Regions from separate parts of the Homo sapiens genome. Here region 2 is linked to region 1. Evidence: chromatin contacts called from ENCODE Hi-C or POLR2A ChIA-PET data. All regions are on one chromosome and are shown on one strand. Each heading gives the region's core, a stretch centred on a gene start or an enhancer-like site at or near the end of the contact. The rest is flanking DNA. Distances are from core to core; before and after follow the strand shown.

The links. A loop is a pair of places that touch in the nucleus more often than their neighbours do. ChIA-PET counts read pairs that join two places held with the same protein, here RNA polymerase II (POLR2A). Pooled maps may share reads with other maps.
Region 2: a loop to region 1 is called in a pooled map, with 3 times the contacts of the local background. The contact joins two enhancer-like sites. A Hi-C loop is called at or near these places in 2 of 50 pooled maps. POLR2A ChIA-PET finds 5 or more read pairs at or near these places in 2 of 52 experiments (OCI-LY7 and WTC11).

What each region holds. Positions count from the first base shown.
Region 1 is chr12:95,332,591-95,340,023 of GRCh38, forward strand. It overlaps LOC105369917 (a long non-coding RNA gene), which reads right to left. Exons shown (of 11, transcript XR_001749265.1): 11 at 4,980-5,068. Among named protein-coding and RNA genes, the nearest start is that of MIR3685, 26 kb to the left of the region's middle. RefSeq lists an enhancer at 2,331-3,247. Within about 2 kb of position 4,046, at least 17 of the 41 ENCODE cell types and tissues checked have a DNase peak (open chromatin) inside an H3K27ac peak, as active enhancers do.
Region 2 is chr12:94,977,877-94,985,309 of GRCh38, forward strand. All of the region lies in intron 3 of NDUFA12 (NADH:ubiquinone oxidoreductase subunit A12), which reads right to left. Among named protein-coding and RNA genes, the nearest start is that of NDUFA12, 22 kb to the right of the region's middle. Within about 2 kb of position 4,300, at least 3 of the 41 ENCODE cell types and tissues checked have a DNase peak (open chromatin) inside an H3K27ac peak, as active enhancers do.

The DNA.
Region 1 (7,433 bases), core at 2,796-5,295:
GGTGAAAGGCAGCCTTGCTCTCGGCCTATGTCAGCTTTCAACATGCCCTTCTCACTAAGCTTAATCATTGCTAAATCATAGCTTTTGATTTAAAGTGAGAGTTGGGCAAGTCTTCCTTTCACTTGAATACTTAAAGGCCACTGTAGCCCTAATTTCAATATTGTTGTGTCTCAGGGAATAGGGAGGCTAGAGGAGAGGGAAAGAGATTGGGAAAATAGCCAGTCAGCAGAGCAGTCAAAATACACGCAACATTGATCAAAATTAAGCCATTTTATATGGGCTTGGTTTGTGGTGCCTGAAAACAGTTACAATAGTAACATCAAAGATCATTGATCTCAGATCACTCTAAGAAATATAATAATAATGAAAAGTTTGAGGCCAGGCGCTGTGGCTCATGCCTTTAATCCTAATACTTCAGGAGGCCAAAGTGGACAGATCGCTTGAGCCTGAGAGTTCAAGGCCAGCTTGGGCAACATGGCGAGACCCCATAGCTAATAAAAATACAAAAAATTAGCTGGGTGTCGGGGTGCGCGCCTGTACATCCAGCCACTCGAGAGGCTGAGGTGGGAGCTCAGGAAATGGAGGCTGCAGTGAGTTAAGATCACACCACTGCATTCCAGCCTGGGTGACGGGAGGGAGACCCTGTCCTTAAAAAAAAAAAAAGTTTGAAATGTTGCTACAATTACGAAAATGTGACCCAGAGACATGTGGTGAGCTCATGCTGTTGGAAAAATGGTGCTGATAGACTTGCAGGACACAGGGTTGTCAAAAATCTTCAGTTTGTAAAAATCACGATATTTGTGAAATGCAATAACTACAAAGCACAGTAGAATGAGGTGTGCTCATACACCTAACCATTAGCAGTGCTTAGTTCTGGGTAGCAGAAGTGTGAATGCTTTTAATTTCTTTCTTTATGCTTTTCTGCATTTTCAAAAATCAAAGTATACCAGAGGACCCTCCCTGCAAATAATCTGTGGTGCTGACTTCTCACAAAGCAGTCATATAAGCCTCCAAAGACCTTCAGGATCGGAATACTAAGAAGGTAAAATAAATTGGAAGATGTGGCCTGGGTGCAGTGGCTCACGCCTGTAATCCCACCACTCTGGGAGGCCTAGGCGGTGGATCACCTGAGGTCAGGAGTTTGAGACCAGCCTGGCCAACATAGCGAAACCCTGTCTCTACTAAAAATACAAAAATTAGCCCGGCCTGGTGGAAGGCACCTGTTAATTCCAGCTTCTCGGGAGGCCGAGGCAGGAGAATCGCTTGAACCCAGGAGGTGGAGGTTGCAGTGAGCCGAGATTGTGCCACTGGACTCCAGCCTGGGTGACAGAGCAAGACTGTCTCAAAGAAAAGAAAAGAAATAGGAAGATGAGTAGATGTGTGCACATCTCTGCAGGGACAGAAAGATATGGGTGTTCCTGGAGCTGCTTACTGCTCTGTTCTGGTAAGTCCCAGAAAGTTCTCAATCTCTGCTGCCCAAGGCCTCCTCTCATAAATCCTTTTACCCTCTCTGCTGATCATGTGGTTGGTCCCTGCAGGGTAGAGGCTACCAAAACTCTGATAAAATATCCTTAATATATACTGAATAGGATACAAAAATGCATGTGGAGTGGAGCACGGTGGCTCATGCCTGTAATCCCAGCACTTTGGGAGGCCGAGGCAGGTGGATCACCTGAGGTCAGGAATTTGAGATCAGCCTGGCCAACACGGTGAAACCTCATCTCTACTAAAAATACAAAAATTAGCCAGGCATGGTGGCACACACCTGTAATCCCAGCTACTCAGGAGGCTGAGGCAGGAGAATCGCTTGAATCCAGGAGGCGGAGGTTGCAGTGAGCCAAGATCATGCCACTGCACTCCAGCCTGGGCAACAAGAGTGAGACTCCCTTTCAAAAAAAAAAAAAAAATGCGTGTGGTTGCAGTTTGCCCTAAGAGGGCCCATGCTGTCTGGGTGTTCGGTAGCTAAAGTTAGAAAAGGCTTTGAAGTGTCTGAAGAGGAGAGACAGGGAAGTGACTCACAGCTCAACAGCTTCACCCTCTGGCTTTGATGGTCCTTGGCTCCGTGATGCTCAGTGTCTGTGTGAGTCTCAGAGAGCAAAAGCCCAATCCACAGCCCACCTGTTTGTATTCTTCACCCTCATTTGAGATTCTCAGAACTCAAGGAGAGCTCCTTTAGAAAATATGACTGCAGTTGTAGTGTAGTTGAAATATCAAAAACCTTTGTTATTAAAAAACCCAAACCTTTATTATGTCACTTGTAATAAAATATAAATGTGCTAAATTGGCTCAAATAAGTTGGATCAAATAATATTAAATAAAACAAAGGTGAAAAAAGAAACTTAAAAATAATTTTTTTTTGATGGGATCTCACTATGTTGCCCAGGCTGGTCTTGAATGCCTGGTCTCAAGCAATCTTCCTGTCTAGCTTCCAAAAGTGCTGAGATTACAGGCCTGAGCTACTATGCCCAGCCAAGAAACTATTTAAGTACTATAAGTTTTGTTGTGCTCGCTTCGGCAGCACATATACTAAGTACTAAAAGTTTTGTGATATAATTTCTTAAGTTGATAATTCTATTTTAGTCTTTCAACCTGATTATAAGAATTTGGGACAAAGGCTCACGTAAACATGACTTTGGCTCGGGGCAGTGGCTCATGCCTGTAATCCCCCCATTTTGGGAAGATGAGGCAGGAGGATCTATCACTTAAGGCCAGGAGTTTGATGCCAGTCTGGGCAACATAGTGAGACCTCAAATCTACAAAAAATAAAATTAGTCATGTGTGATGGTGTGTGCCTGCCGTCCTAGCTACTTAGGAAGCTGAGGCGGGAGGATCCCTTGAGCCCAGGAGTCAAGGCTGCAGTGAGCTATAATTGTGTCACTGCACTCCGGTCTAGGTGACAGACTCTGTCTCGCTTAAAAAAAAATTAACATGGCTTCATTCCTCATAAAACATTGTGATGAAGAGTCACAATGTTTTGAGTCACTATTCTCTTTACTCCATCTTTGGAGAGGTACGGTGGAGGAGAACAAAAAATGGCCCAAACCAAGCCTTTTAAAGCCTCCTGAAGCACTCAATTCATTTTCTGTCTTGTCCCTTTAAAGGAGAGACATGGCTGGTTCCATCATTCTCTCTCCTCTACTGCGGTGTCACTACACACTTCCACCATTTCCACTGGTCACCTGGAATTGTAACTACAGACTACAGTATTTGTTCCTGTTTTTGTTGTTTTTCGAAATGGAGTCTCACTCTGTCACCCAGGCTGGAGTGATTCTCCTGCCTCAGCCTCCCAAGTAGCTGGAATTATAGGCACACGCCACCATGCCTGGCTAATTTTTGTGTTTTTATTAGAGACGGGGTTTCACCACGTTGACCAGGCTGGTCCTGAACTCCTGGCCTCAGGTGATCCTCCCACCTCAGCCTCCCAGGGAAGTGCTAGGATTATAGGCATGAGCCACTGCAGCTGGCCTGTTCCTGTATTTGCATCTGAACAGTATTTGTATCTGGACAGGAACTCTCTTCCCTCTTGAAGTCAAGGATCACGTCAGAACAGATAGAATAATGTAAATATGTGAGCTGGCAATTTGGAAATAATATTCCACAGAGACAATCTTGTCCCACCCCAGAGCCCTGGATGCACATGTGTATAAAAAAGAACACCTCAGTTAAAGAATCCTTCCAGCCCCATGCATCCGAACAAACAGCTGAAATGAATTTTCAGCTGAGTTTTCACAACGCTCATTGCAAGCTCTTTGCCCTCATTAAATTATCAGGAAAATGCAAGTAATTTATTATGTGTAATCACATCATTCGCGGTAGCACTTCGCCCAGAGAAACCTAGCCCAATATGGTAACATCAGAACAATGCTTCACCTCACATCTTCCTTTGAAAGATAAAGAAAACACAGAATCATTCTGCTTCTCTCCGGGAAGGAAGGCAAAGCGTTTCCCCAGGCCCTCAGAACACCATCTGGCTGCAGTCTTTCCTTTTAGGGACCTGGTATTTTCTGGCCCAGGGACAAAGCGCATTTATTTCAGATGGATCAACACTGTCACCCAGCGGGCAGACAGCTGGGCAGGCTGAGGCCTTAGCCTTGCTCTTGGCTTGACAGCCAGATACTGACAGCCAGTATTTGAATAGGAACCTGTTTGTTTCGGGTGATCAGGATTAATTGTTAATATTCTCTTGGAGGGAACTGGGACAACCTCAGCTGACAAGCCTTTGATTTGGATGTCATGGGTGAGTGCAACTTAAGAAAGACATATATTTTCATCGTGCTGATGCTTTTTTTTTTTTTTAAGCCACTAGTGAATTTATAAGAAGCACAGGCTGTAAACCAACCAAGCATGTCTACCAAGACTCCCAGAATCAAATAGGTTTGCAGGAGCAGGGTGATATTTGGTCACCTGTCAGGTACTCTGGGAAGACTCCTCTACCACAAAATAAGACTAGTTGTTCATTGTTCGTAGTGACAGTGATGAATATTTTGAAAACTGAAAATAGATGTGTGTGTGTGTGTGTGTGTGGTGTGTGTGTGTGTGTATCTGTGTATTGAAATGTCAGGAAATAATCTGCATTACTACGGTGAAATCAGTGGATGAGTTAGTCTTTGTTTCTCTATTTTGTATATATCTCAGAAGACATGCACGGGATGCAACCTCTGTCCCATCTCATTTGTACTGAGTCCTTTTCTCTTGTCTAAACTGTCACTTGACACTTGAAACAAGCTGGATTCCTTTGCATATTGAGGTAGGCTCTGTGCCTTCTTGCTAAATGTACGGTTGAATTATTTCTTCTCCCCAGCTGGAACTCATCAACAAGCTGAAAGCATTCATCTGGGAACACTTTACACTTCTTACGAGCATGTCCGAGGAAGTGGGGGCTGAGACTTCACCTTGTAGAAACTCTTGCAGAATTTTGATTAAAAGCAGTCTCTGTTCATAGTGAGAAAATCTGGATTTGAATTCTGATCCCACCACATGCGAGCTCCTTGACCTTAGATAAGTTAACCTGTGTCTCAGTTTCCACCTCTGTTATCAGGGATAAAATTAGTACCTACCCCCTGGATTGCTGTGAGGATTTAGATAAGAAAATACACATGAATAACTTAGCACAGTGCCTGGGCACATAGTTAAAGATCAATAAACATTAGTATTACCATTGTCATAATTATTATAATGATATCTATCATATATATTATTCCCAAAATGCAACTTTCATAAAGTGCCTCTAGGCTAGCAGATGAAATCATGGCATCTTTTTAGCTGGAAGGGTCCTGAAAGATCATCCAGTCATTGCTTCTCATTAAAATCACCCAGAGAAACTTTTAAAACAAACGCTAATACCTCATTGTAGCCAGACAAAATAATACTTACTGTATGAATCCTTTTTTTTTTTTTTTGAGATGGAGTCTTGGACTGTCACCCAGGCTGGAGTGCAGTGCCATGATCTCCGCTCACCGCAACCTCTGCCTCCTGGGTTCAAGTGATTCTCCTGCCTCAGCCTCCCAAGTAGCTGGGATTACAGGCACCTGCTACCACGCCCGGCTAATTTTCTGTATTTTTAGTAGAGATGGGGTTTCACTATGTTGGCCAGGCTGGTCTTGAACTCCCTACCTCGTGATCCACCTGCCTCAGCCTCTGAAAGTGCTGGGATTACAGGCATATGAATCCTTTTAGATGAAATTCTAGAAGGGACAAACCTAATCTATAGTGACAGAACACTGATCAGTGGTGATCTGGGGATGATGTTGGAAGGACTGGCAGCTAATGGGCCAAAGGAAACTTTTAGGGTGATGGCAGTGTTTTCTATCTTGACTGTGGAAGTGATTACATGGGTACATACGTTTGTCAAACTCATTGGCGCTTAAAATATTCACTTGAACGCATTACGTTGTATGTAAACTATATTGTAATAAAGAGAATACTGATGCTGGGTCTCATCCACAGACATTCTGATTTAATTGTTCGAGGGTGAAGCCCAGAAGTCATTTTTTTTTCATGTATCCAAAGCATCAGCTGTGATTGAGAGCCACTGATCTAACTCAGTCTTCTTTTTTTCCAGATGACATGAACCCAAACAAATACAGCTGGTTAAAGGGGAAGGTCTTAGACTAAAATTCAGGTCACCTGGTTTCTTGTGCGCCAAACCTTATCTTTACTTACAACATGTCCTCTGCCTGGAACCTCTTTCTCTTCCTTCTTCTCATCTCTCTGACAAAATCCTACCTACCCTTAGGGGCTAGTATACAGTTGGCTTTAACCAATAGTATGAGCAATAGCATACCGCATAACTTTTGAGGCTGGAGTGCAGTGGTGTAATCACAGCTCCTTGCAGCCTTGACTTCCAGGCTCAAGTGATCCTCTTGCCTCAGCCTCCTGAGTAGCTAGGGCTACAGGCATACACTACCAAGCCCAGCTAATTTTTTTAATTTTGTAGAGACAGGGTCTCACTATGTTGCCCAGGCTGGTTTTGAACTCCTGGGCTCAAACAATCCTCCCACCTCGGCCTCCCAAAGTGCTGGGATTACTGGCATGAGCCACTATGCTCGGCCAGGAACATTCCTTCTTCAAACCAGCACCATGTTGTGAGGAAACCCAACTGGCTATGAGGAAACCCAAGTGGCTATGCACATATGACACTTCTCAGGAAGCCTCAGGCTGTGGCTCACCCCACTGGACTAGGAGCTCCTTGGCAGAAGGAACTGTGGCTCATTTTATTGACTGAGTGAGTGGGTGAGTGTATCTTCAGTATTCAGTACTTGTGTTTGGCACAGAGCAGACAGTCAATAAACATTTGTTGAACTGAAAAACCAGTGGAAGGGAATTAGCATTCATTGCCTATGATGTGCCAGGAATTGAAACAAGCACTTTGTGCACATTATCTCACTGAATTTTTACAATAATTTTATGAGTTGGTTATTATTTCTCCCTTTTGAAAGGGAGGATACAAGCTCAGAGAAGCTTAGTAATTTACCAAAGGTCACACAGCAAGCAAATAGTAGAATCAAGGTTTGAACTCAAGTGTGTTTGTTTTCAAAGTTCATGCTTTTTCTCTACCACACCAGGCTGTCTTGCTTATGGTAGTTATTCTACTAGGTCTTACACTATGGATTTTTATGTAGCCATATCTCCTCAACTAGGTTATAAGCTTCATAAAGGTGGGAATTAAATTTTAGCACTTAATTTTTATATGAACTCATGAGGCGAATGATATGGCCACCTCAGTTTTTTTTTTTTTTTTTTTTTTTTTTTTTTTTTTTTGAGAAGGAGTCTCGCTCTGTCGCCCAGGCTGGAGTGCAGTGGCGGGATCTCGGCTCACTGCAAGCTCCGCCTCCCGGGTTCACGCCATTCTCCTGCCTCAGCCTCCCAAGTAGCTGGGACTACAGGCGCCCGCCACTACGCCCGGCTAATTTTTTGTATTTTTAGTAGAGACG
Region 2 (7,433 bases), core at 3,050-5,549, 350 kb before region 1:
AGAGTATGGAGTATGAGAGGGAACAGGGCTCTTATAGACTAGACCACCTGAAGAGCCACCAGATGGGCACTTGAATAAAGTGAAGGTGTGTGAGCCATGCCAAATCTGGGGAAACAGCTAGTGCAGAGACTGAGTTGGGAGTATGTTCACTGTTCAAGGAAAAGCAAGAAGGCCAATGTGGCCAAGTCAGAGTCAACAGGGCTGTGACTAGGACAGTGCATGCAGACTGTGATCACATAACGCCTCGCAGAGCATGGAAGGAGTTGGGGTTTTTACTCTCACTGTGATGGGAAGCCACTGGGTCATTCTGAGCAGAGACTTGATGTGTCTGATTTACATTTAAAAATATGCACTCTCATCACTTAGCATGTTGGGAACGCTAGTGCACTGCAAGAATGTTATCAAACCAGTTGGGAGGTGACTGTAGATGTCCAGGCAAGAGATAATTGTGCCTTGGACTAGGGTAACAGTCATAGAGGCAGTGATGAGATGTGGGATATATGGAGAAACGAAAGCAGGATGAACTTGCTAACAGACTGGACATTAGAGAATTAGACTGGGGGATGACACTGAAGTTTTGGGCTTGAGTAAACAAGAGTCATTTAAGTGCTTAGGAACATTTTGCTTGATAGGTTAATCTGCCTATGCACTGGGGATTTGAAGAATTGAAAAAACTCAAATATCAAATATGTTCAATTTATAAATGTGACTAAACTGCTTAAAGAGATGTATTAACTAAATTTGCAAATGGGTATTACTGTTTAGGACAATGTAATCCTTTCCATTAGAGTTTACCGAACATTCATCAAAGAACAAGAGAAAATGATTGTTCCTTATTTTTATGCAAAAAGTAATTCAATTTACTAATCTTTTTATCCTATTTATAAATTGAACCTCAAGAATGAAAAACAATTAGGTTTTTAAATTTGCAACTATAATAAATAGTATATTAATTTTAAATCCAAATTGCCCAACAATCCTTTCTAAATACAAAAGCCCCACAGAAACTAAAACACTCGAACTGACACAGTATTTAGTGAGACAGGAAAAATGTCTGTGACATATTAAGTGAGGGGAGGGAGAAGCAAGTCAGAAAATGTTGTATACATTATATGAGAAATGTGTAGGTATATGTTATTTATAATAATAAGCTTTCTTCTAAAGAAGGTGTGACCAATAAACTACAATCAGTTTTTCACACTGTGGTCTTTAAAAAACATTCCTCTGTGGAGTCCCAGCTACATGGGAGGCTGAGGCAGGGGGGATGCTTGAGCCCAGGAGTTCAAGGCTGTAGTGTGCTATGATTGCACCTGTGAATAGCTCCTGTACTCCATCCTCGGCAACAGAGCAAGACCCCACCTCTAAAACAAACACCCCCAAAACATTCTTTCTCTACCCAAAAGCAGACCCTCAAATAGTTGTTGAATCAGTGAATAAAATATTAACAGTATTGCTTCTGGGCCAAAGAATTGTTTCTACCTCATATTAATAATTCTCCAGATTTCCAAATTTTCTATAGCAATTGTATATTCTTATAATCAGAAAAAATCTTTTAATGGTGATTATAAGGATTGTTTTAATAACATGAAAAATTGCTTATAATATTGATGGAAAAAAGCAAGTAAAATGGAGTATGGTTATGAACACAACTACACAGAAAGGATTAAAAAGGGACGGGGTGAGGTGGCTTACACCTGTAATCCCAGCACTTTGGAAGGCTGAGGCAGGCGGATCACATGAGGCCAGGAGTTTGAGACCAGCCTGGCTAACATGGAGAAACCCCACCCCTATAAAAAAAAAAATACAAAAATTAGCTGGGTGTGGTCATGGGACCTGTAATCCCAGCTACCCAGGTGGCAGAGGCACAAGAATTGCTTGAACCTGGGAGGTGGAGGATGCAGTGAGCTGAGATCATGCCACTGCACTCCAGCCTGGGTGACAAGAGCAAGACCCTGTCTCAAAAAAAAAAAAAAGGATTAATGGAACTATGTCCAATATTGACAGTGCATGTCTACTAGGGGCTATGTGGATCACTCTCCTTTGCTAGAATGTTCAAACTTTTCTGATCTCTCCTCATTTCTTTCAAGAACAGATTCTATGTAGATTCAATGAATTTCATATTGCCAAATCACACGGACATTTTTCTGTCATCATCTTCCTCAACCTCTTGGCAACAATCAATACAACGAGGCTTCCCTGGCTGAAATACTCCTCTTTCTTCCCTTTCCTCCTACCTTGCTAGCTACTTACCTTGTTCTTTGCTGGTTTGGCAGGTTTGACCATTGTCCTAAGCTCGATTTGTATATTCAGCTGTTTACTTGATATATATCTAATCATGTAGATTTCACAACAGGTATCACACACTTACTATGTCCAAAAAGAGGCTTCTGATTCTAATTCTCCACCCCTACCAACCCGCCCTTCTACAAGTCTTCTCATCTCAGTGAATGGTCCCAGCATTATGGTACCAACCACTCAGGCCCCAAACCTATGAATCATCCTTGATTCTTCTCTATCGCCTCCATGTAATGGCCCTCACCTGCCACCCTGTTTCTCTACAAAGGCTTCTAGAACACATCACGCCAAATGAAAAACAGCTGACCACCACGATGTTAAGCATCTTAAACAAATTGGCCTTTCAAGGGCAAAACCATTTATTAATTTTTCCCTGGGCACAGAAAAATTTTCAGGGACAAAATTATTTTCTGTTAAAAAAAAAAAGAAACCCTTTACCATACACTATTATTTTTTAAATGATGTATTTATGTATTACTTCAGTAAATTAATTTTAATAAGAAAAATCAATGTACGAGGAGAGACTGGTGTAACTATGCTGAGAGAGAAAGACATGTTACTAAGAAATGAACAGAAAGTGCCACCAAGTGGGAAAACGGTATACGTGCAATAGAGAAAAATCTAACCAAGCCATGTCTTGCTTTGTTTTTTTTTTTAACTTGGTTCAAAGGACTTCAAGGTTCCAATACTTCAAACCACAAAAAGCACATCTTTATTTCTTCTGATACAAGTGAAAACAATAATTTTATACAGCCGTGCATGAAATAGCCCAAACTTTCTACTTTTCTACACTAATTCTATATAAATGCTAACTACCATAACAATGAAAATGAAGACTTCTGTGTGTTACTGTGTAGACGGTGGCAATTAGATAACTTCAGAATAAAACTGAAGGCAATAAAATTGGCATTGAACAAAATAAAGACAAGAACAAGAGAAAAAAAAAGAAAGAAAAAGTAGTATAGAATAGTACTTGAGCTGGGCACGGTAGTTCACACCTGTAATGTCAACACTTTGGGAGGCCAAGGCAGGTGGATAGCTTGAGCCCAGGAGTTTGAGACCAGCCTGGGCAACATGGCAAAACACTGTCTCTACTAAATACATACATACATACATACATACAAACAGTAGCCGGGCATGGTGGCCCGTGCCTGTAGCCCCAGCTACTCCGGGTGCTGAGGCAGGAGGATGGCTTGAGCCCAGGAGGTCGAGGCTGCAGTAAGCCAAGATCGCACCACTGAACTCCAGCCTGGGTGATAGAGCGAGACACTGCCTCAAAATAAAATAAAATGTTATTTGTTATCTACTTAAATACTTTCAGGGTATTCTACTCAATCAAATTAAATATAAATTCCTGAAGAAGAAATTAATATCTTGTTGCTGATCCCATAAGAGAATAAAACATATAGGAAAATGAAGGTACTGTAAAAAAAGACACTAAATTAGAACACAGTATTAGTACTAGTATTCATTAAGTGCCTATAAACTACAAGAGAACAAAGACCATACATATTTCACTCACCACTGTGAATATATAAACCCATCAAGGCCTGACATATAGGGGGGTGCTCAATATATATTTGTTGAATGAATCAAGTTTGTAAGCAGACTGTGTTAGGTTCTAGGCAATCCGTTTCTTATTTTCAAGGCACGTGTAGCTCAACTGCCCATCCAAGAAGTTTGCACCACCATCTTTTGTTTTTGTACTGGTGGACTTAGCAGCCTTTACTGGTGGCTGGTAGATTCAAAGAAGTGAAGGCCTTTAGACCAGAGAGATAAAATGAGCTCATTTTTCCACAAGATTTCTAATGTTTCCCATAAGATTAGAGAACATTAAATGAAACAGAGAAGCTGACTAAAATTCTATCCAAAACGCTAATGTCTCTAAGGGAAATCTTTCCCTAGGTGAGATTATGCAGCTACTGAACAGACTCATAAGACTATCATAGGCCACACTTGGCATCTGAGAACTCAGGACAGAGGACAGGAATCACAGCTTGCCAGCTGGGCAGCATCAGATGTTCCTCTCCCTGGGAGTCTGTGCAGTTGTTCATGCAAGTGACAGCTCACCCAGCCGTCCAGAAGCTATTTTCTTTTTCTTTTCTTTTTTTTTTTTTTTTTTGAGACAGAGTCTCTCTGTTGCCCAGGCTGGAGTGCAGTGGTGTGATCTCGGCTCACTGCAAGCTCCGCTTCCCAGGTTCATGCCAGTCTCCTGCCTCAGCCTCCCAAGTAGCTGGGACTACAGGCGACCGCCACTAGGCCCGGCTAATTTTTTTTTGTAGTTTAAGTGGAGACGGGGTTTCACTGTGTTAGCCAAGATGGTCTCGATCACCTGACCTCATGATCTGCCTGCTTTGGCCTCCCAAGGTGCTGTGTGTGAGCCACCACGCCCGGCCCAGAAGCTATTTTCTTTAACTCCCTAGATGACACAGCTCAGGCTCAAGGGAGATGAGAGCATCATGAGACAGGTGCAGGAGCTGCCCTAACTTCAAAGCTTTACGCTCCACCAGAGCCAACGTCTCTAGTAACTCCAAAGGCATAGCTTCAGGATTCCCTTTCCCACAGGGTCATGCCAGTTCTAAGAGCAGCAGCACTCACCAGGCATTTCTAATTCCTCTCAATCCAGAGGCAATTTCCCAATCAGAGGTCGATTTTATATTGCAATACTGTTAAAACAATTTTATCTGGTTTCCAGGATAACAGAGCTAGGCATTTAACTGAAGGTCATATTCTCCTAACCCTTAATTTATAAAGTTAAGTTGAATACTACACTAGATAAAATCAAACCAAAATCCTATCTCCAGCATCAATCTCTAGCCTAACCAACAGGCTAGTTTTCAACTGTCTACTCACCTTCTCACGTGGTCGTCTATCAAGCTTCTCATACTTAACGTAGACTACCTCTTCTAAACCTGCTCCCCCTACTCCACTCTTCCCTATCTCAGTAACTGTACCTCTAGTAGTTCAGGCCAAAAATATTGAAGTCATCCTTGACTGGTTTTTCTCTCAAAAGCCAATCAATCAGCAACTCCTGCTGACCCCATCTTACTTGGCACCCTCTAAGAGGGCCTCCAACGATCACTGCCTCCTGGTATTCACACCCTTGTATAATACCCTCATTTTAAGTGTGGCTGGACTGATTGACTTGCTTCTAATAAATAGACAACTGAAGTATGGGATATCACTTCCTAGATGAGGTTTAAAAAGACTGTTCCTTCCACCTTGGTCTGGGGAAGCCAGACGCCATGTCAAGAGGTGGCCTGTGCAGAGGTCTACTGAATGAGCTGGGAAGCAAATCTTCTGAGGTCTGTCTACAGCCACATGAGTAAGTGTGGCAGTGGGTCCTTCCCAAGTCAAACCTTGAGAGCACAGCAGCCTCAGAGAAGATCTCAGCTGTAACCTTGTGAGACCCTGAGCCTGGGGCACCCAGCTAAGCTACACTCAAATTGCTGTGAGATAACATTTACTGTCTTAAGCTAAGTTTAGGATAACTTGTTCCACAGTATAGACAACTAATACGATCCCAAATCTCACAACCTGCATCACTAGCACCCTAGTCCAACCCCATCAACAGCCTAGGCCATGACTTACAACAGCTTCTTAAGTGAGTAGCCTGCTTCCACACTTGCCTTGCCTCCTTCCTTTATTCTTCACAGCAACCACAGAGATGCTTTAAAAATGTAAATCAGAGTGCAAAAGTCATTAAGTGGGCCCGAGGAATGTAGCACTTGGTATGTGAGGGAGGGTGTTGCGGTAGCCCAGCAAGATGTGTCAGAGCCTTTGTGGGGAGAAGAGCCTGTCCACACAAGGAGAAGGGAGGGTGGCAAGCTGGTTTGGGGTGCTGGAGGCAAAATAGGGTAAGGAGGAAGTCCAGTGGGGGAGGGGGGATGAGAGGGCAGCAATGGGAACTTAGTTACACACAGTGGAATTGATCAAATAACTATATTAAGAAGAAACCAGCTATAAATGTGGAAAGGGAGAAAACTGGAGTGTAAACTGTAGTGCTGGACTGCCGTCAGTGGTACTGGTGGGGACACACAATCATTACCCATGTTTCCTAGCTTGTCCACTGAGAAGGCCTGGAAGCACTGACATTCCAATAATGATGAGCACATCTGACATTCATATCTTAGTTTCTAATACCACTCTCCACTAAAAAACAAGCAAACGGCCGGGTGTGGTGGCTCATGCCTGTAATCCCAGCACTTTGGGAGGCCAAGGTGGGTGAATCACCTGAGGTTGGGAGTTCAAGACCAGCTGACGCAGGAGAATCGCTTGAACCCAGAGGCGGAGGTTGCGGTTGAGCTGAGATTGCGCCATTGCACTCCAGCCTGGGCAGTAAGAGTGAAACTCCGTCTCCAAAGAAACAAAAAAGCAACAAAAAAAAGCAAACAAACACAGGGCTCCTCAGAGAAATGGCTGTCTCCAAGGCTGGAACAGAGAAACTCTAAGATGAACCTGGAACACCTCATGTCAGAAAGTAAGAAGGTGCTCCAAGAATGATGAAGACTTTTCAAAATGACCCCCTCTAATGCTAATAGCCAAAAAAAAAAAACAACAAAAAACCCATATATATATAATATATATATATGGAATTAAAAAAACTCACCATCCTGGCCAACATGGTGAAACCCCATCTCTATTAAAAATACAAAAATTAGCTGGGCGTGGCAGCGCACGCCTGTAATCCCAGCTACTCGGGCGGCTGAGGCAGGAGAATTGCTTGAACCTGGGAAGCAGAGGTTGCAGTGAGTCAAGATCGCACCACTGCACTCCAGCCTGGCAACAGAGCGAGACTCTATCTCAAAAATTAAAATTAACATAACATAACATAAAATAAGATAAAATAAAATAAAATAAAAGCAAAGTGGCTGGGCATGATGGCTCATGCCTGTAATCCCAGCATTTTGATAGGCCAAGGTGGGAGGATTATTTGAGGCCAGGAGTTACAGACCTGCCTGGGTAACATAGGGAGACTGTGTTTTTATAAAAAAAATTTTTAAATTAGTCGGGCATGGTGGCACATGGCTGCAGTTCCAGCTACTTAGGAGGCTGAGGTGGAAGGATTGCTTGAGCCCAGGAGGTCAGGGCTGCAGTAAGCCATGGTCACACCACTGTACTTTTGCCTGGGCAACATA